2 separate regions of the Homo sapiens genome follow, and region 2 is linked to region 1. A link is a loop called in an ENCODE intact Hi-C map of the cell type or tissue named here. Cell type or tissue: HCT116. All regions are shown on one strand. Each heading gives the region's core, and the rest is flanking DNA. Links, peaks and the distances in the headings are about the cores only. Region 1 overlaps LOC729254 (hCG2045843). Region 2 has its middle 7.3 kb from the start of PCGEM1.

Region 1 (10,138 bases), core at 763-8,762:
ACCTTAAATGTGTGCAGAACACATACATTGGCCTACAGTTGGATAAAATCATCTAATGAAAACCCTATTTTATAATAAAGTGTTGAATATCCCATCTAAGAGTATTGTATTGCATACCATTAGCCTGAGAAAAGATCAAAATTCCAGTTTCAAAGTATGGTTTCTACTGAATGCATATTGATTTTGTACCAATATAATGTCAAAAAATCATAAGTCAAACTATTATAAATTGGGGACCATCTGTATCTTTCTGTTCATTTTTCTATGTATAGAAATTTATTTCTTTTTATTAGAAATAAATTTTATTTATTTCTAATTTATTATTTATTTATTTATTAATTCATTAGAAATAAATAAAACTGTTACATTAGAACCTTACTGTGACAGTTTGTAACTACTTTTAAATTTTATCAACATATTCTGATCATTTCACCATTTCATTAAATGTTTTTTATGACATCATTCCTAATGATTGAATAGTATTCCATTAGGAGGAGCAACATAATTAATTAACTCTACATTTTTCATACTTGAGCAAATGTATGGATCCTTTTCAAAAGAAAGATAAATTTTCATGCTCCCTCCAGGCTTGATTTATGTTATTTTCATTATGTTTTTCCCCCGCTATGTAGAAATATAAAATTAGAATAAATTTTTTTATGATGCTAACAACTACAAAACCAATACAAATTTATGTTTAAATTTTGACATAAAATTAATATAAGTGAAATGTCAACAGTCACTTAAAGTGATAGCTGATATTTAATAGTAGGATGATAAGTGTTTTATATTTTCTTGGTGTGCTTCATTTGATTTTGAGCCTGATGGACTATCATTTCAGTCATCTTGAATATAATAATATTTTTCTTCTACAATAAACTTATTTTAAGCCAATGATTCATTGTTTTTATGGATCAGTCAGTTTAACAGTGCACCTCAAAGTACAGTACCATCAAAAGTTTAAACAAAAATTCTTAACTACTAAACTTAATCTTGTTAGATTCAAAAATAGCTCCTCACAGTGTAAATATGACATTGACAGCTATTTTCTAAGTGATAATTCAGCTCTCCCACAACTGCTGTGGCCTCCTTGTTCTCTAGGAGGTTTGCCTTTCCTTGGCACTATTGTGACTATAAGTGCAAACACAAACTTGGCATCAAAATCATAGCAGAGCTGAGGTGGTCTACCAGATCATCCAGAATATCTTTACATTGACATTCTTTAGATTATTTTCAACATAAAGACACTAGATTAAAAAAGGAAACCTAGGCAATACCATTCAGGACACAGTCATCGGCAAAAACTTCATGAATAAAAGACCAAAAGCAATGGCAACAAAAGCCAAAATAGACAAATGGGATCTGACTAAACTAAAGAGCTTCTGCACACAGCAAAAGAAACTATCATCAGAGTGAACAGGCAACCTACAGAATGGGAGAAAATTTTTGCAATCTATCCATCTGACAAAGGGCTAATATCCAGAATCTACAAAGAACTTAAACAAATTTACAAGAAAAAAAGAACCCCATCAAAAAGTGGGCAAAGGATATGAACAGAGACTTTTGAAAAGAAGACATTTGTACAGCCAACAAACATATGAAAAAAAGCCCATCATCACCGGTCATTAGAGAAATGCAAATCAAAACCACAATGAGATACCATCTCACGCCAGTTAGAATGGCGATCATTAAAAAGTCAGGAAACAACAGATGCTGGAGAGGATATGGAGAAATAGGAATGCTTTTACACTGTTGCTGGGAGTGTAAATTAGTTCAACCATTGTGGAAGACAGTGTGTATGGTGATTCCTCAAGGATCTAGAACTAGAAATATCATTTGACCCAGCAATCCCATTACTGGGTATATACCCGAGGATTATAAATCATTCTACTATAAAGACACAGGCACATGTATGTTTATTGTGGCACTATTCACAATAGCAAAGACTTGGAACCAACCCAAATGCCCATCATTGAAAGACTGGATAAAGAAAATGTGGCACATATACACCATGGAATACTATGCAGCCATAAAAAGGATGAGTTCATGTCCTTTGCAGAGACATGGATGAAGCTGGAAACCATCATTCTCAACAAACTAACACAAGAACCGAAAACCAAACACCATATGTTCTCACTCATAAGTGGGAGCTGAACAATGAGAACACATGGACACAGGTACGGGAACATCACACACCAGGGCCTGTCAGGGGTGCCGGGTTAGGGGAGGGATAGCAGTAGGAGAAATACCTAATATAGGTGACGAGTTGATGGGTGCAGCAAACCACCATGGCACGTGTATACCTATGTAACAAACCTGCATGTTCTGCACATGTACACCAGAACTTAAAGTACAAAAAAAAAAAAGAATTAAAAACATAAAAAAATAAAAAAGACCGTCTTTTATAACTCAGACCCTTAAGAATAAGGCTTTTGGAGTCCTCAGTCGCTTGGAACAATACAAAATTTATTATCTTATAGTTCTAGAGGTCAGAAGTCCTAAAATCAGTGTGTCAGTATGGCCATGTTCCTTTTAGAGTCTCTAGGGGGAAAAGCCTGTTTCCTTTTCCAACTTCTAGAGCCTGCCTGCATTCCTTGGCACATGGGCCCTTCTTCCACCTTCAAAGAGCATCACATCAAACTCTGCTTCCATTGTCCCATCACCTTCTATGACTTGGACTCATTTGCCTTCCGCTTATAAGGACCCTTGTGATTTCACTGGGCCCACCCAGGTAGTTCAGCCTAATCCTTCCATCTCTAGATCCTTAGCTTAATCACATCTGCAAAGTACTTTCAACCAAGTAAGGTAATATATTCACAGGTTCCAGGGATAAGGACGTGGACATCTTTGGGGAGGCCATTTTTCAGCCTACCACATCCGAATGCTAAAAACTTGTTGTATATAAATTAAATAAAAAAGCTGTGATGTTGTATGTTGCATTCATTAGCCATGATTATTCTTTTAGGACAAAAGTCTAATGCTAGAATGTACCAACCACAAGATATATACATTAAAAAAAAGACTTTTAGTAAACAATGCCAAATTACCCTCTAGAAGGGTTACTTTGAATTACACTTTTGACAGTAGTGCATAGTTGCTTGACCGCATTGGTATTATTTGTTAAAAATCCTTTGCTATTTGATAGGAAAAAAATTCATTGTTATTTTACTTTTGAGTAATTTGCTGTTAGTTATTTTGATGATATTGAACATGTAAAAATATATTCACTGGTTATTACAGAAATAATTTAGATGGAAATTTTATTCAAGGCTCTACTGCTTTATAGGGTTTACTTTGTAATGTAGAAATCTCCTAACCTGTAAAATTACAGCATCAGGAGGAAAACGTAGAATGCCTTTGAACTAAAGTTCACATCTCAGAGTGTTTAGGAGAGTGAACTAATTGTTTAAACGGATGCAAGGATGATACTGTTCAGGATGAAATAACTGTTCAGTGCATTTTGTGTATATAGTTGTTACGCTCTTCTAACAGGGATAGCCTGTTCAATTATAGATGTGTGCCCAAGTTAGAGCATGTCACTTGTTTCTGCTACACTAGGCGTGGTCTTTCCGGGGAAAACATCTTATGATAAATTTACATTATTGCTAAATAAGAACTAAATATTTTATCTGAGAGCAATTATCATCTAATTCTTGTCATGAAAATATTGGCAGCAGGAAAATTTTCTTAATAGATAAAAATTGAAGGATTTTTATAAATTGTTTTATTACACAACTATTACATACTCATTCAATAAAGAATTTTCATTGCAGATCATCGGAAGAAACAAAAACAAGCTGTGGTGAAGAAGAAACGTTTTCTAAAGCCTCTTTTATCCCCAGGATGGTTGAGAAGTCAGAGGCCTGCAATGCTAGGAAGAGAGGGTCTAAAGTGGTAAGATTAAACACATAATATAAGATGGGTAGGGGTGTATAGGTGGCTATATTTTGTTTGCTTATACTCTATCTTTTCTCCCTCCAAAGCATCACTTGTTGCTGAGTTAGGGAATCCAGAAACAATGCAAGGCAAGCCTTGAGAAAAATCATGCAAAATATTGCTTTCAGAGTTTGGAGAGGCAACAATATCCTTTCTTCTTTGCTCAGTCCCGCTGGGGCTTTGCTTTCCTTGAAGAAGATGCGTCAGTGGTTTTCTTTCTTTAAGATATCTAGGAGGAGGCTGTTTTTAGCTGAGAGCTGCTGCTTTGCCTATCACTGCAGTGTCGTGTAGGATGCCTGGTAGAGAAGGCAGCTGGAGAGGAGGAAGTCGGAAAGTGAATGCCTGTAAAGAAAGAGCTCAGGAATAAAAAGAGAATATGCTAGGCTGTGCGCACCCAGCAGGTGCAGCTTTCAGGCGTGGCAGAACAGGGTGGGTGCCTTTGGCAATCTCTAGTCTCTTGGGATCTTTTATTTGTTTGGTATTCTAAGAAGATCTGACTTATTTGTACCATTTCAATGATATTGTGAGATTAATATGTTTCCTGGTGCATAGTAATTAACATCAGGCTCTGCAGAATGGAATATTCCAGGACTTAGAGAATGCTGGACATTTTATGGGCTGCAGCCAGCAGATGGTGATAGCGTACCACAAAAAAGCCAATGAAGCGGGCTTGGTGAAGCTGGGAGGTTCAGTTTTGTTTTGCTTTGTTATTTAAGCTTGACAATACCCATCTATATATCCTGTGGGTGCACAGTGTTTGAGCCCAGTCTGGTCTTAAACTTGTTTTATGATGATATCATTATTTTTTACTGCTACAAATTAACTGTCGGTTTCAATCTACCCCATGTTTCAGCTGCCTTCAGGGATCATCTTGTCAGTTATGCAGCTTTCCAATTTTATGGCTGAGATCAAGAATGATTCCTTAAAGGCACATGGGAAACACAGTGAAATGTGGGAGAGTGGATGTGAGCTCTGCTACATGGCCGATATTATAGGTGCACAGGAAAGATAGATAAGGGCAAACCACTAAGGCCCCAATTCAGTTTGAAATTTGACTGTCTTGACATTTACTTAGGTGCAATCATTTATCTAGATATTGATGGTGACCTACTATCACTGGAATAAAATGGAGCTAGAGGAGTTTCAGTATTATTTTACAGAGTTATGTTCAAACATGTGAGAATGTAAGGACTTGTGGGCACACCAATATTTTCAGGTCCACAGGAAATTCTTTCACTAGGACATAAAGTCATTCATTCATTCTTCCTTGTGTCCAGTGCTTCTTGAGTGCTTATTGGGTGCTTATCCTTGTTCCACGCGCTAGGAAGTCCTTGCAGACTTACCTCACAGGAACTCCTCGTTGCTGCCTATCTTTTCTTGAAGTGTAAGGGCGAAAGGAGGTTAGGATCCCCTTTATAGAGAGCTGGCAGAGCACCATTGATTGATGATAAACTTGAAGGAGAAAAGGGTCATATTCTAGTTTGCTCCAGTCAAAGATTTCCATCAGGAATAGACTGTTGTAAATCTGCTGCTGAATTCTGCTACTGGCCGGCATACTGTCCAAAGATGTACTGAGAGACATTGGGAAATCCCAAAAGTCAGTTAGAAAGGTCAGGCTATTCTTCAAATGTTAGATGGACAAAGTAAGCATGGGTTCAAGCCCCCTGTCAAATCATCTGCAGTCTACAAATAGCTTATTTCACCAGCTTCCTAACTAATGTGGTATCTTCTTCTAGAACTTGGCGAGTTTTATCAGGATTAAGTAACGATGGTTCCCCTATAGCCTGCCCATTATGAGCCAGGTCCTTTCCAGGTATTACTTTAATCTTTATGACACTCATTCAAGCTGGGCATTATTATACTGTTTTGATATATAAGATAACTGAAGCTTAAAGAAGTTGATTAATTTGCCAAGTATGTAGCCAAGTTGGGAATTAAACCAAGGTCTGTCCATGCCCCTCCGACTATGCCATACTCTCTCTCTTTTGAAGAATTGTTTGCTATAACATTGTTTCATTGGCCAGAACAAGTATGGAAGGGAAATAAAGGAAGCAGTCCCAGGATTTGTGCTGAGAGAGGCTGACATCTGTAAGGGGATCAGGCAGAAGATATAATATACAGGAACCCAGAAGTGTCCCATCATTTGGTCTGCAGGGCTTTGGAATATTGGGAAACAAAATCATCAGAATTTTCTGGGAGGTGGGTGGTTAGCCTGCAGAAATAGGGTGTCTTGTTCCAAACAGAGGCTTCAGAGCATCAGACAGACTGTGGAGTTAAAAGACGAGAAGCAAAGTGCAATTAGAACTGCCATACCAGGAAAACCTTTGCTTGAATGCAGGCTACAAAAGATGGATAGCGATGCATTGGTCTTTTCAGCTCCACTCTCAGGCAGGGATAACAACATGACCGGCAGCAGCATTTTGAAACACAGACAGCCACCACCACTGATATTTATTTATAGAGAGAAAGTGCGCGAGGTGCACAGAAACACTTTGAACACTAAGCGCAGTGCAAATGGGCTCACTATTGATTCTTAGTGGAAACGTTCATGTCTGCCTCATGAACAAATATTACTCCTGAGACCATCTTTAACAAAATATTTAGTCTGACCTCTCCAGACTGCATTTACAAACTCATTTCTCTTTTCGTTATGTTTTAGTCCTTTTCACCGTGATGTAAGTAGGCTCTCCAGCAGTCCCAGAAGACTTTCACAAGAAGAGTTTCAACAACAGAAAATAAGCCTAAGTGATTGTGTGGTAGGTTCCATCAAAAGGTATCGTGGAAATACTACAGAAGAAGAATGAGAAATTATAGGAAGTTAACATAAAGGGACACAAGGGCACATCAGGGTGTAACATCAGCTGGTGTGGCAGATCTTGGAATGCCAGGAAGCAAAGTTGTCAGACAGTGTCTGTGGGGTTTTCCACCCCCATCGTGGCTCCATTTCCACACGTGTGTCATTAAGTCCATTGTGACTGGACACAGCCAAGTGTGGAGAACCACTTAGGAAACTTTAAGAATCCATTAGAACCATTAGATCTCTTCTGAGCTAGCCAGAATAATTAAATCTATGTCCAATTGGAGACTAGTGTAGCTGCCGATTTTACTTACCTTTCAAAATAATCGAGAGGAAATTCTTATGTGAGATTCACTCACAGATGCCTCCTAATGCATCTTTAAAACATTCTACTCATCTCCAGTCAAAAATGGCTTCTTATTTATGTTGCTGAAGGGCATTTTTCATAATGTACTGTGACTTTATTTTAGTAGTCTGTGAACTAAGGTTACCCATAGAATGGTTGGAAATTAAGCAGTTTGTGACTATAAGTGATGTAAAAAAAATCAAACTGGATATTTATTTGATTGCTCAAAGTTCTGAGTGCATTATCTAGATAGCTTGTCCATTTTTGTCTGGGTTAATGTCAGAAGTTTTCAATTGCAAGTCCCTCCAGAGCAGGACTGATGCCATCTCCATCAGTTTAAGAGCCCCAGGTTCCTCATCCAATAAGCATGTCTTGAGTGCCTATGATGAAACACAAGTTCTTGACCGGCACAGGGTGCTCTTGTCTGGAGATGGCAGTGAAGACATTTTTCTTCCTGCATAAATATGTGCAGGAAATCAAAGCTTTTTTTCTTGCAAACTTACCTTTCCCCTCTCCTGATCCTGTAGAAAGACAGGGAAAATGAGGCCTTTTTTTGTTTATTATTATTATTTTTTAATTTTGAGTATTCAATTCAAAGCTAAAGTTGAGGTACATATAAATGATAAATGGCTCTATGCTAAGGAGCTTGCCATTGTGTATATGGCTGTGTAGCAGACATTTGGCTGTGTTTGTTTTTTTTTCCCTTTTGCTTTAATCCCCTCATAGAAAATAAACATAAACTGGGCACGGTGGCTCACGCCTATAATCCCAGCACTTTGGGAGGCCGAGGCTGGTGGATCACCTGAGGTCAAGAGTACGAGACCAGCCTGACCAACATGGTGAAGCCCTGTCTCTACTAAAAATACAAAGTTATCCGGATGTCGTGCTGCATGTCTGTAGTCCCAGCTACTTGGGAGGCTGAGGCAGGAAAATCGTTTGAACCCAGGAGGCGGAGGTTGCAGTGAGCCGAGATCGCGCCATTGCACTCCAGCCTGGGCAACAAGAGTGAAACTCTGTCTCAAAACAAACAAACAAACAAAAACAAACAAACAAACACCATAATGCAGTCTCCCAGTTACTACACTTTCTCTACCATTGCTTCCCTTTTAACCTTTTAATTCTCCCACCAACAGCTTAGAGGCACTTTTGGCCATCTAGCAGCCTGAAGCCTGCAAACCCCATAGTATTTGCAGTCTATTTAGGGATAGACAGGACAGAACCCAAGGGCATCTATCAGTCTTGGGAGCCTCATATGTTCACAGATTTTCTCCATGGAAATGTGTTTTTTTTTTTTTTTTTTTTTTTTTTTTGAGACGGAGTCTTGCTCTATCACCCAGGCTGGAGTGCAATGGCGCAATCTCGGCTCACTGCAACCTCTGCCTCCTGGCTTCAAGCGATTTTCCTGCCTCAGCCTCCTGAGTAGTTGGGACTACAGGCACGTGCCACCATGCTGGGCTAATTTTTGTATTTTTAGTGGAGACAGGGTTTCAGGAAATGTTCTTGGTTCACCTATATGGAATCTAAAGTATTCGCCTCTTGATACAAATTATTTATATTTATAGAAAATTTATTGTATTTCTATACCCTCTAATCACCTATTCTGGAAAATGTTTCCAAAAGTAGAGAATGAAGTGTAGGAAAAAGCCCAGGGGACTAGAGATAAGACGCTACTTCAAAACTTTAAGGCTGGAGCAAGTCACTTTTATAAGTCTCAGAATTCCCACCAGTTAAAGTGGGAGTAATAATGCCTTTCTTAGCTTTGCTTAATAGAAAAGAAGTACAAATCACTTAAAATTCCAAGGTACGTTGCAAGTGTATGGTTAGAAGAAAAAAAATAAAAACATTTATTAGGTTTCTTCTATATGTAACAAGCCATGCTAAGGTCATACTATTGTATAAGGAGAGAGCCTTATCTAAATATTCCTTACTGTGATTTTTGTACATAAACAGATCACCACAACCACAAGCAACAAGGCAGTATTGGTTTCACAGTTAAAACACTGGGTTTTAGGACGGGCAGACGTGGGTCCAAATTCTAGCTCTGCCATTTTGTGATCTTGTTATTTAACCTCTCTATTTTCTCATTCATAAAACAAAGCTAATAATTTCTACTTCATGGTGTTTCAATAGAGATGAAATGAGACATGGTATGATATAGTATTGGGCACAACTTGAGGATAAAATGATTATTTAGGAACATGGGTACCCATCTACCACAAAAGGTAATTTCTCTTTGCTTTAAGTGAAATATTATGCCCTCACAAAAGCTGTAAATTCATGAGTTTTTTTTTTAATTTCATAATCATACCTTAATTTCACATGAGAGAAATCTAGTTTTAGCCAAGAACCTTTCCCACCTCAAGTCTTTTCGTGGAGAATTGAGGGTCTTCCTTCCCACTGTCTTCAAATTTGTGGCACCATCAGCCCATCAGCCTTTGTAGTAGCTACTAATTCTTAGACTCATGGTCTGCCACAAGCTGTTGGCCAAAAGGAACCCATGGGTGTCTGATTGCTGTGCTGCTTCTGCCACATCAGGTAGGGCTGAGTCCAATCACATTGAGTCCTTGGGGATGTGCTTATCAGGGAGGTGTTAAGGTTTACCGCAAAAGCACATGGACTTTGAGCTAGACCACCTGCATTCAAATCTCAGCTTTGCCCATCTTTCCCTGCATGACCTTGAACAAATTACCCTTTTAAACCTCCACTTTTTCATTTAATGAGTGGATAATAGTAATAACCAACATTTATATAAGCTCTTTCCCGGTGCCAGGTTCTGTGCCGGTGTTTTACATGCACTAACTGATTTAACTTTATAGCATCTTGTGAAGTAGGGATTTAGTATTTTCAGTTTTCAAAAAAAAATTGTAGTAAAAAAATTTAAAATGAGATCTACCGCCTTAATACATTTTTAAGTGTACAACACGTTATTGTTAACAATAGGCACAACACTGGAGGGCAGGTCTCTAGAACTGATTCATTTTGCGTAACTAAAACTCTACACCCATTGAACAATAATTCCTCATTTCTCCCTCCCTGAAGGTTTGGCAACCACTGTTCTT
Region 2 (10,138 bases), core at 1,417-9,416, 930 kb after region 1:
CCTCCCTCTCTCCCTTCCTCCATTTAACCTTTTCTTCCCTCCCTTATATTTATTGATTAATTATATTTATTTTTCCTAGAAAATATGGCTAAATATCTATAAATTTAGAGATAGGTGAATATATGTTTATAACTTGAGATATTCTCAAAATATAAAACAGAAATCCTTACCGAAGATGTGGCTAACAAGCATGCCATGCTTTTTTACTATATTTCTGTAAATATATGGTTGCTGAATAATTTCTTATGGCGTACCTCATTATTAAGTGTATTCACAATGTTGTACAACCATTATGACTATCCATTCCTAGAATTTGTTTATCATCCCAAACAGAAACTCCATACCCATTAAATGATAACTATTTCCCCTTCACCTCAGCCCTTATCCACCACCATTACACTTATGTCTCTATTAGTCTATTTCATATATCTCATAAGTGGAATCATACAATATTTGTCCTTTTTTTTGTTTTGCTAACTTCGATTAGTATAATTTTCTCCAGGTTCATCCATGTTGTAGTATGTGTTAGAATGTCCTTTCTTTCTAGGGCTGGTAATATTATATTGTATGTATATGGCATATTTTGTGTACTGATTCATCTGTTGATGGACATTTGGTTTGTTTCCACCTTTTCCAGAGTCTCACCCAAGCTTTTTTTCCATGCTTTGGATGGTCTATTTATGTCTCCGCATGGAATCTCTTGCCCAAGGATTTTAAGTTTTTAATCCCCTTATATCTTTAACAAGCAGTTTCTTCCCGATTTTCCACCTGCATTTTGAGTTATGTGAGCCAAAGATGAGCAAGTCAGTCCTTTAGGTGACTCTCAGGAGAGTTATAGCAGATACACACAATAATTTGCAAAGTTAGCTCTGTTCCCTCCAGTTCGAGGGAGAGAACTGGGGATCCTGGGCTACCGTCATTCGAGATCAAGACCAACATGTAACTAGAATGAGGGCAAGTAAAATACCACAACACTTTTCTACCATTTTAAAGATTTTTTTTTCTTGAGGTATTCTCGTGGTTGCTATGAACCTTTGATTGTTTTCCAGAGCTCTGACAAGGTTGGCTCAGACAACCTGTGATATTTTTATTGTTGTTTCTTTCCGTAGTCGAGTAAGACCTTAAACTTCCTATTCTGCCATTTTGTTCCATGCTTCATATTTTTTCAGCATTGTAACTTATCTGGAAACAGCTTATCCATACCACACACTTCCCAAAGCTGCATATAAAAATCAGGACTTTTCTCCCTGAACGTATAATAAGTTCCATTTTTCAATAATTTTTGATTCCCCCAATTCTTTCAACTATTAGTGACCCTTCATCTAGAATGTTTCTCAAATCTAATATTGTTTTTTAAAAAGTAAATCCTTCAATATTTTACCATTTTGCATTATTATAAATTACTCTCATATTTTCATTTTAAATATAGTTAATATTTGCAAACAAAAAATTAAATTATATTTCCTTAGTGGAGTAAGCATACAAGTATTATATTTTAAACATAAATAAAATAGATAAGACAAGCTATGAAAATGACAAGCAGATACTAAATTTTATATTGATATGAAAGAGTCTTGGAATTTCTAAAGAAGTCTTGAAAAAAAAGTTTGGAGTACTTAAACCTCTCCAATTTTAAAACTTACTACTTACAGCTACAGTGATGGTGTGGTGGTGGCATTAGGATAGGCTTATAGATCAATAGAATACATTTGAAGTTTCAGAAATATACTCATCTAGTTATGGTGAATTTTTTTTTTCTTTTTAGATGGAGTTTCACTCTTGTTGCCCAGGTTGGAGTGCAATGGTGCGATCTCGGCTCACTGCAACCTCCACCTCCTGGGTTCAAGTGATTCTTCTGCCTCAGCCTCCTGAGTAGCTGGGATTACAGGCACCCGCCACCATGCTCAGCTAAATTTTTTTGTATTTTTAGTAGAGATGGGTTTTCACCATGTTGGCCAGGCTGGTCTCGAACTCCTGACCTCAGGTGATCTGCCCACCTCAGCCTCCAAAAGTGCTGGGATTACAGGCCTTGAGCCACCGCGCCTGGCCAGTTACGGTGAATTTTTTTAAACAAGGTTGCTGCCACAATTCAATGGGGAAAAAACTTTTTTTATCAAATGATGCTCAGATAACTGGATAGCCACGTGCCAAAGCATGAAATTGGAACCTTCCCTTACACCATCTATATACATTTGCTCAAAATGGATTATGAGCCTAAATTTAAGAGCTAAAGCTATGGAATACTTAGAAGAAAATACAAGAGCAACTCTTTGTGACCTTAGGTTAGGCAATAGTTTCTTAGATATGACACCAAAAGCACGAGTGACAAAAGAAAAAAATGAATTGAACTACATCAAAATTGAAAACTTTTGTGCTTTAAGTGATATCATCAAGCAAATAAAAGGACAACCAACAGAATAGGAATAAATATTTGCAAATCATATGTTAGATAAAGCTGTCCAGATCACAAAAACACTCTTAGAGCTCAATGGTAAATAAAGAAATAATCCAATTAAAAAGTGGACAAAGAATTTGAATAGATATTTCTCTGAAGTGCTTACACAAATGACCTACAATCACAGGAAAATATGCTCAAAATAATTATTCACAGGGAAATGCAAATAAAGCCACAGTGAAATACTACTTCACATTAACAGTTTGGCACTCTGTAAAATTGTGAAACTTAGAGTTGCCATATGACCCAGCAATTCCACTCCTATGTATATATTCCAGAGAAATGATAACATATGTTCACACACACAAAACAAACACAAAGCTGGTTAAGGGTGGCTACTTTAGATAGGGTAAAAAGATTTCTCTGGGGAGCTAATATTTAAGCTGAAGGCATAGTACAGTGAGAAAGCTCAACATGTCATGTTCTGAAGGTAGAGTTTTACAGACTAAATGCAGTAAAATTATGTAACTCATGAGTGCATAGCATCTAAAATCATTTATTTAATGATTGGAAAAAATGTAATCTACATATAAAACAATGAACATATACTATTATTATCCCAGTTTTCTATTTCATTTAAGGATACTGAATTACACGGGATCAAATGCCATTTCCAAAATTATATAGGTTTTAGATCAATTATTCACAAAGTACACCATAGCAAAAGAGAGTATGCTGGTACTGTAACTGAACATTGTCATCCTCTGAATAGTTACTGACCAGCAAAATAAATAAAATATCAGAAAAGGGGAGTCTGAGCACTTCTAACACTTCCAACAACTGCAAATTTTCCAAGGAAATATTATTGTTCACCTGTATGAGACAATTTTGCAAATCTCATATTTAGTTTACCTAAACATAGCAATGTGCCTATTTTGCAAAAATATCTCAATGAAAATACTGTGCAGATGTTTTTATAAGCTGATTTTAAAGAGTTCATTAGGAAGCAATTGTATAATAACATCCCTTTAAAGAAACAAATGGCATTGTACGCACTGTCAAAGGGCTGAAGCATGAACACTGCTATAAAAAAGTTTTATTCTCAGAAGCTGGGTGAAAAACGTTACTCTTACATTTTTTCAGGAAGCTGTTAAGGTAATGAGCTCTTAAATAAGAAGGGAGCAGAATATGTAGAAGTGGAACTACAAATGGGCAGTTCCAGTTTCTCAATAACAAATTTATACCCTTAAAAATTGTACATATACATACTAGTTTTAAGGTGAATTAAAATTATAAAAGGGTAGACTTCTGGCATTTTCTGACAGCGTGCCCCACATAAATAAGGAGTGTGGAAAGGGCAAGTAATGAACAAGAATTAGTCATTGAGAGTAATCAGATTGATTTGTAATCATGGGAGTTTCAACAAAACGTCAATGACAGATGGAAAAAAAACATAAAATACAAGTTTGTTCTCCATTAAAAATAATCAGGCAAAATATTGAAAAAAATTTTGTCTTAAAGAAAATAAAAATATCAATACGAGGGGTAATGCTTACTATTACATTCAAAACAATGATGAAAGTGAGTTTTTATTATACATATTAATTTGAAATTTAATTAACTATCTACCATTAACAGAGTGTAATTTAACTCCATACCATGTTTTAGTTTCCAATGGGTAAACTAAATCTAAATAATTTTTAAAGAGAAAACAAAATTAAAAAGTACTTCCTCCATATATGGTTTTGGTACTTGAAAATGAATCTCATTCCATAAATTAAGGCGTGTATAAAAATTTAAATAAACTTAAATCCATCTTGCTATCCCACCATATTTCAGGAAATTTTATCTTATTTATTATTAGGGCTTCTGCTTGAGGTCTGCAAAGTTCTGATGGCTTAACTTGCATGAAAGGCCCTAGATGGCCCCTACCATTCATTCATATTGATGTCCATGCTGGTTATCAGTGAAATCCCCATCGCCCCTTCAGGCTGAATTGCCCTCCTGTCTCTAAATCACCCTCAAAGTTGTTAGAATCTTGAAAGAGACTTCTCTTTGGTTTATAGCTCCATAAGTCATTCTACACTCATTGTATGAGTCCCTGCTATCTCCCTGGGGCACTGCCACTGAGTTTTGCTTAAGTTTCTACAACCTGTGGTACAAACACCCTAAAACTTTTTCCAGCTTGGGAGAAAAAGATGACCTCCCATATGTGCCTATTGGCTCCCTCCTCTGGACACCTAATGGAAGCTCTAAATAGAGTTTAGCCTTTTTTTTTTTTTTTTTCCCCTAGAAGAAGAGGCTTTTGTTCCCAAACATTAATATTTCAGTTGGTCACATATACAAAAGTGATTCTTGAAATGTCTAAAGTATCATGCAGGGAGAGGCTATTATAAGGTTTTTCTGAAACATTTTAGAAATTAATGGTTATATGGATACTGAAATACGACTAAAGACTTTATATTGAGTTTGTATAACAAAATGAATAATTCTGTTATACACACATACACATGCACACAAATCAAACCTGAATTTAGAATATAGAGAAACAAACATATATTTGCCATCAAAGAATAAGCTCCATTTTGCTTCATTTATAGGAGACAAGTTGGTTTTATGAGAAAAGAAAATAAATAAAATGATTTGGTAAAGTCTCAAGAGTCTCAGATATGTGCTAATTTCTTTTCATGTTAAAATAAAAGATAAAATATTTTATGTCTATAAATATATTTGAAAATCAGAAATAACAAAATTTAAGATAAATATTGCACAAGAAAAATAATTTTAAACCTTTTAATGATGTTTCAAACATACATATTTATATAAATTGAATTGAAAGATGATCTTTAAACATAAATATATATGAATATTAATGATAATACTGTTAAGAAAATTACTTTTTTTTGCACTTAAGTATTAAAATAGTAGAGAAAAACAGAAAATTTATAAAATGATAAAAATGCAACGTAACTAATTTGAAAGAAAATATTCAAGGTAACTCTTGCATTTTAATTAAGCAAATAAGTTTTAGATGAATTTAAAAGATGATATTTTAAAATAATACAACTGTTTTATGAAGAAAACTGTTAAAAATATTTCATTACTTTTTAAATTAATTAATGTTACCTACATTAATACATTACTGAAAATTCTCCAGGGCTCATTAGTTCTTCTATTTCTATTTTCTTAAGATATAATATTGGAATTTAGAACTTAAGATCTGAGATATTTCTTGTTATCTAATATGAGCATTTAATTCTATAATATTTTAAAACTTTCATAAGTTAAAATTATACAAACATTGCTTTAGCTATGTCCTACAAATTCTACTGTCTTCTCAATTCATTTCTAACATCTTCTATAGGTAATCAATTTCATTATTTTCTTGTTTCTTATAGATATATTTTTTTCATAAAAATAACCCCCCCAAAATTATATTCTTTTTCTTGTTATGGAAGAATATAACATGCTATGGAGTCTCTATTTCTCCTCTTTTTTAAAAAATTTAAGAGTATATCCTGGAAATCACTCTATGTAAGTTTATATACATTTCCTTCTTCTAGTTTTATATTACCCAGCACTACATTGTGTGAATGCATCACATTTTAATTACTTTCCCAAATATGGGCAATGACATTGTTACCAATATTTTGTAATTGTGAACAAGACTGTGAGGAATAACCTTCTGCTTATGAAATTGTTTATTGTTGGAAGTGCGCCTTCACAGTAGACTTCTATTTAATGAGATTTCTGGGTTAAAAGGTAAGTTCACTTGAGGTTTGTTTGGTCCTCTGGAAATGTTTTGCCACTGCATTTTCACCAGGATTGTGTAAAAGTTGTTTATTTTATTTTTCTGTCTAATTGCATTTGCTAAAACCTCTAGTGAAATGTTAAATTGTGGCAGAAATAGTAGTCAGACTTTCCTGGATTGACTAAAAAATGTCTCTAATGTTTGTTATGCATTTAAGATACTGACTTTAGCACTAAAGTATTTCTCAATTATGTTTTTAGAAGACTTAAAAATTAAGAAATGGTTGTTAAAATTTATTGAAATTATTTGTAGCATGTATGGGAATAAGCATATGTTTTTCTCCTCAGAACTATTGATATATTATATAATATTAGTGCATTTTCTAATATCAAACCAACCTTGAATTACTGGATTTAATTTCACTTAGTCCTTAGTCATTTTGTATTTGTTATCTTATGCTCTCTTTTATGATATTATATTTAATATTTTTACAGGAATATTTTTTCATAATATTGGTCTAAACTTATTTATATTTTCTTTATCGGATTTAAGACACAATATTTTCCTTGTTGTATAAAAGATATTAGGATTGTTTTATTTTAGAAATGTTTGGGAACAATTTATAGTGTATCAGTACTATCTGCTCTTTGAAAGTTTGGCTAAATATCTTAACACAATCATATAAAGAAAAAAAACTTCATACAATAACCAAAACATATTTATCAGAGCAAAATGTTCATTTAGATACATACAATCCAAATAATCTATGAGCTGTGATTTTCCCAATAAATGATAAAATTAGCTAATCACAAAGATCATTTTAAAAGGGAGGTAATAGGTCAGGAAAGAGAAAATATGCTACCCTGCTAACTTTGAAGATTGAGGATGGGCCCATGAGCCAAGAAAAGTAGGTGGCCTATAGAAATGGAAAAAGGAAAGGACAAATTAATAGGTATCTGCTAAAGTCTCCAGAAGGAACACATCCCTAAGACTTCTGACTTCTAAACCTGTAACAATGACTATGACTGGTTTCAAATCATTGAATTGTGGTAATTTATTTTAACAGTAATAGGAAACAAATACAAATTTCCTGAATGGAGACCAACTAGATTGCGTATACATTTACCATTAGCTTCAAAAACTCTGTTGTGTAGTTAGGAAAACTGAAGGACTTGGTTTAGAAAGTGAGTGAATATATGCTGTAAAAAATGGTGTAATATTTTGTATAACTGGTTTTCTCTGAATTAGCCGGAAACATAAAAAATTCATCTAATATTTTCTTTAACTCTACTGAGGAAAGAATCATGGAGCTTACAGATCCTAGGACTTTGCAAGACAACACTGAAGGATTGTAGTTACAGTAAGCTTAAACAGGTGAAATTCTGAATTTGGTCCTCATTTGTTGCCAAGAAAACAGATAAAATCTTTTGTACATTCATATTGTTGTTGATGTTTTTTAATATTGCTTTTGCAACTGCACCTATAATTTTTAACATCCAGAATTTCAGAACTTAAGGTTTTATGTTTTTTGGAAATCAAACCACCTAAAAAGGCTAAATTAGATAGAAAAACATTGTTCACAAAGCAGCTCTTCAGTCATTATTTTGTTAAAGCTGATTTAGATATTTCTCAGAATTTTAAAGAGTAAATGAAAAATTAATAGTTATTCAAGCCCAATTTACAAGAAAAATAATTAAACTTTTTAAAAATTAGATTTCTATGAGCAATGTGATTATGTTTGAATAGACTCATAAAAGTGCTACATTTATTATAATATAATTTAGAAAACTGGTGGCACTTGTATATCTAGGTATCACACATACAAATATTTCCCAAGTCCTTTTTTTGACAAAACTTCAAAGCAAGTGCAGAACCAACTTTAAAGATTCCCTAGTGGCATAATTAACACTTCTAGATCTTCTTCTAATTAATCACTGGGGACACTTGACTAATGTGGATTTAACTGCTAATTCAAAAGTTTTCTTTAAACTATAGTACAACTTTAATTTTTTAAATAGTCTCTAGTTAGAATTGCATAGCTCAATACTAATAACTTTATTTTTGAAGAGGTGAATTCATGTTAACATTTTACCAAGTGAAATGTCAACACCCCTTAGAGCTATTGTGGCTACATCAATGTCTACTATCTCTGGAGTCATTTTTTAAAAATCAGAGTTAAAACTAGTATTAATCATGCATTTTTCAAAGATGTAAAAGAACATATCAATTCACAGTTGATTAGTTTTTCCTTCAGAATTAATAAAAGCGTCACCAAAGAGATAGTGCTACTTAAACTACATGTTTAAAAATTTGTGTTAATTTATTTGTAACTTGGTTAAAAAAATCCACATAGAATCATATTTCTAAAAGAGAATAAAACTAATTATAAAATATGACTTATTTTGTACTTTCCATCATTGTACATGTCTGAATATTAGATCAATATTTTTGTACTTAATGACTTTTAATCTACTATTCAAAGTAAGTTTATATGAGTAAACAGGAGATTGGTCCCTTATATCAATGACTTTCACACTTTTGAATATTCATTGATTCTATTTAGACTTTTATTTCAATTTTATATCCTTACACTGGTATATTCTGAGTCTTGAGGTTTAAGGTTACTCATAAGCAGAGGCAGGCATAAGTTTGCAGCAACAGGATTGTCAGTAACTTGAGAGCAAATCTAAATCCATCAATTTAAGGAATACAGAGCACCGACTATGTGGTGCTTACAAATCCTAAATCCTAGGACTTTGTGACTATGTGAAAGGCACTTTTCTAGGATTCGGAGAAACAATGGTTAAAAAAAAAAAACCCACACACACACAAAACAGAGCTCCTGCTTTTATGAATCTTATATTCTAGTGACTGAATAAGCAAAAGGACTCTCAGTAACAGGTTTGAAGAGAACTACCGACCTCTGCATTTTTTCATGGATTAGGGCTTGTATGGGCAATTCTTGCTCAAACCACACATAGATGATTATGGAATACTACTGTAATTCATAACATTAATCTACATTTCAAAATGAGTTGTAAGATAATTTATATAAAACAATTGCAGAAACAATCACCTGTGTGAAGTACTTCAAGAACAGAATAAAACAATGTAATTACTGTGAACCAGAACATAACTACTAGTATCTAAACATTACTGCAAATATTAAAATAGAAGGCTATTTATGGTTGAAATCTGCATTCTTCATTAAACCTTATACTGTTTTACTATTTTATGGAGATTTAAAGCTAGTTATATAAATTACTTCTGGATAAAGAATGGAATCATATGTTGCAAGCCCTATTATATAAGACAATAATCAAACAATACATAGACATTTATTTATAAATGTCTACTGTTAAAGATAGTGTTATTACTTACAAAGTATTTTTTAACCTTAGATTTAGATAGCATCTCAGTATTAAGTGGAATGAAATGAAAATTAATTATAATCATTCTGGGGATAAAATTACGTTTTTTATAATATCCGCAGTTTATACCCACAATAACATTAATTATCTGGAAAAATCTCATTAAAGACCCATGTTATTCAACGAAAGTGCCTTACCAGTCGTTCTGCTAACAACAGTTATTTAGCAGGTTACAAGTGTAAATAAAACACCTGAGTAAATTTTAGATCATAATGTGAAGGAATAATCCAAACAATGATGTCTAGTATTTTGTTGTATCAGTTGGCTGTCCTGCAATGATTCAACTGAGAACATTCTGTGCTTATTATCCAGTAAAGAAATGACACAGAAGAAATTTGAGGGCAAAGGGAAACTACATTATGCATAAAAGCAAAGCTTCACCCATGATAGAAAGAATTCCTAGGGCTTGGAAGAAGGATGAAAAATAAAGTAATGAAGCTGATAGGGTGTGAAAAGAGAGAGCTAACCCCAGTGGGACCTTGCCTTACATGAGTTAACATTCAGAGAGACTGCCCAACTAAAATTTTAGCAAGCACCACCCATCTCTTAGTCTGTGAATTG

Evidence for each region. Peaks named below come from ENCODE experiments on the same cell type or tissue, not always from the same donor. Only the 100,000 strongest peaks of a DNase experiment are listed, where the experiment ranks them.
Region 2: it touches region 1 in a loop (6-fold over the local background); 2 of 110 quality-filtered maps call a loop at or near these places.

Annotation. Positions count from the first base shown.
Region 1 is chr2:191,807,748-191,817,885 of GRCh38, forward strand. It overlaps LOC729254 (hCG2045843), which reads left to right. Exons shown (of 5, transcript NR_157850.1): 3 at 3,774-3,894; 4 at 6,596-6,692. Among named protein-coding and RNA genes, the nearest start is that of CAVIN2-AS1, 34 kb to the right of the region's middle. In HCT116, for the core only: a CTCF peak has its summit at 4,573 (motif pointing right); a DNase peak (open chromatin) is centred at 4,554.
Region 2 is chr2:192,737,456-192,747,593 of GRCh38, forward strand. No RefSeq gene overlaps it. Among named protein-coding and RNA genes, the nearest start is that of PCGEM1, 7.3 kb to the right of the region's middle. In HCT116, for the core only: CTCF peaks have their summits at 4,621 (motif pointing left) and 4,833; a DNase peak (open chromatin) is centred at 4,626.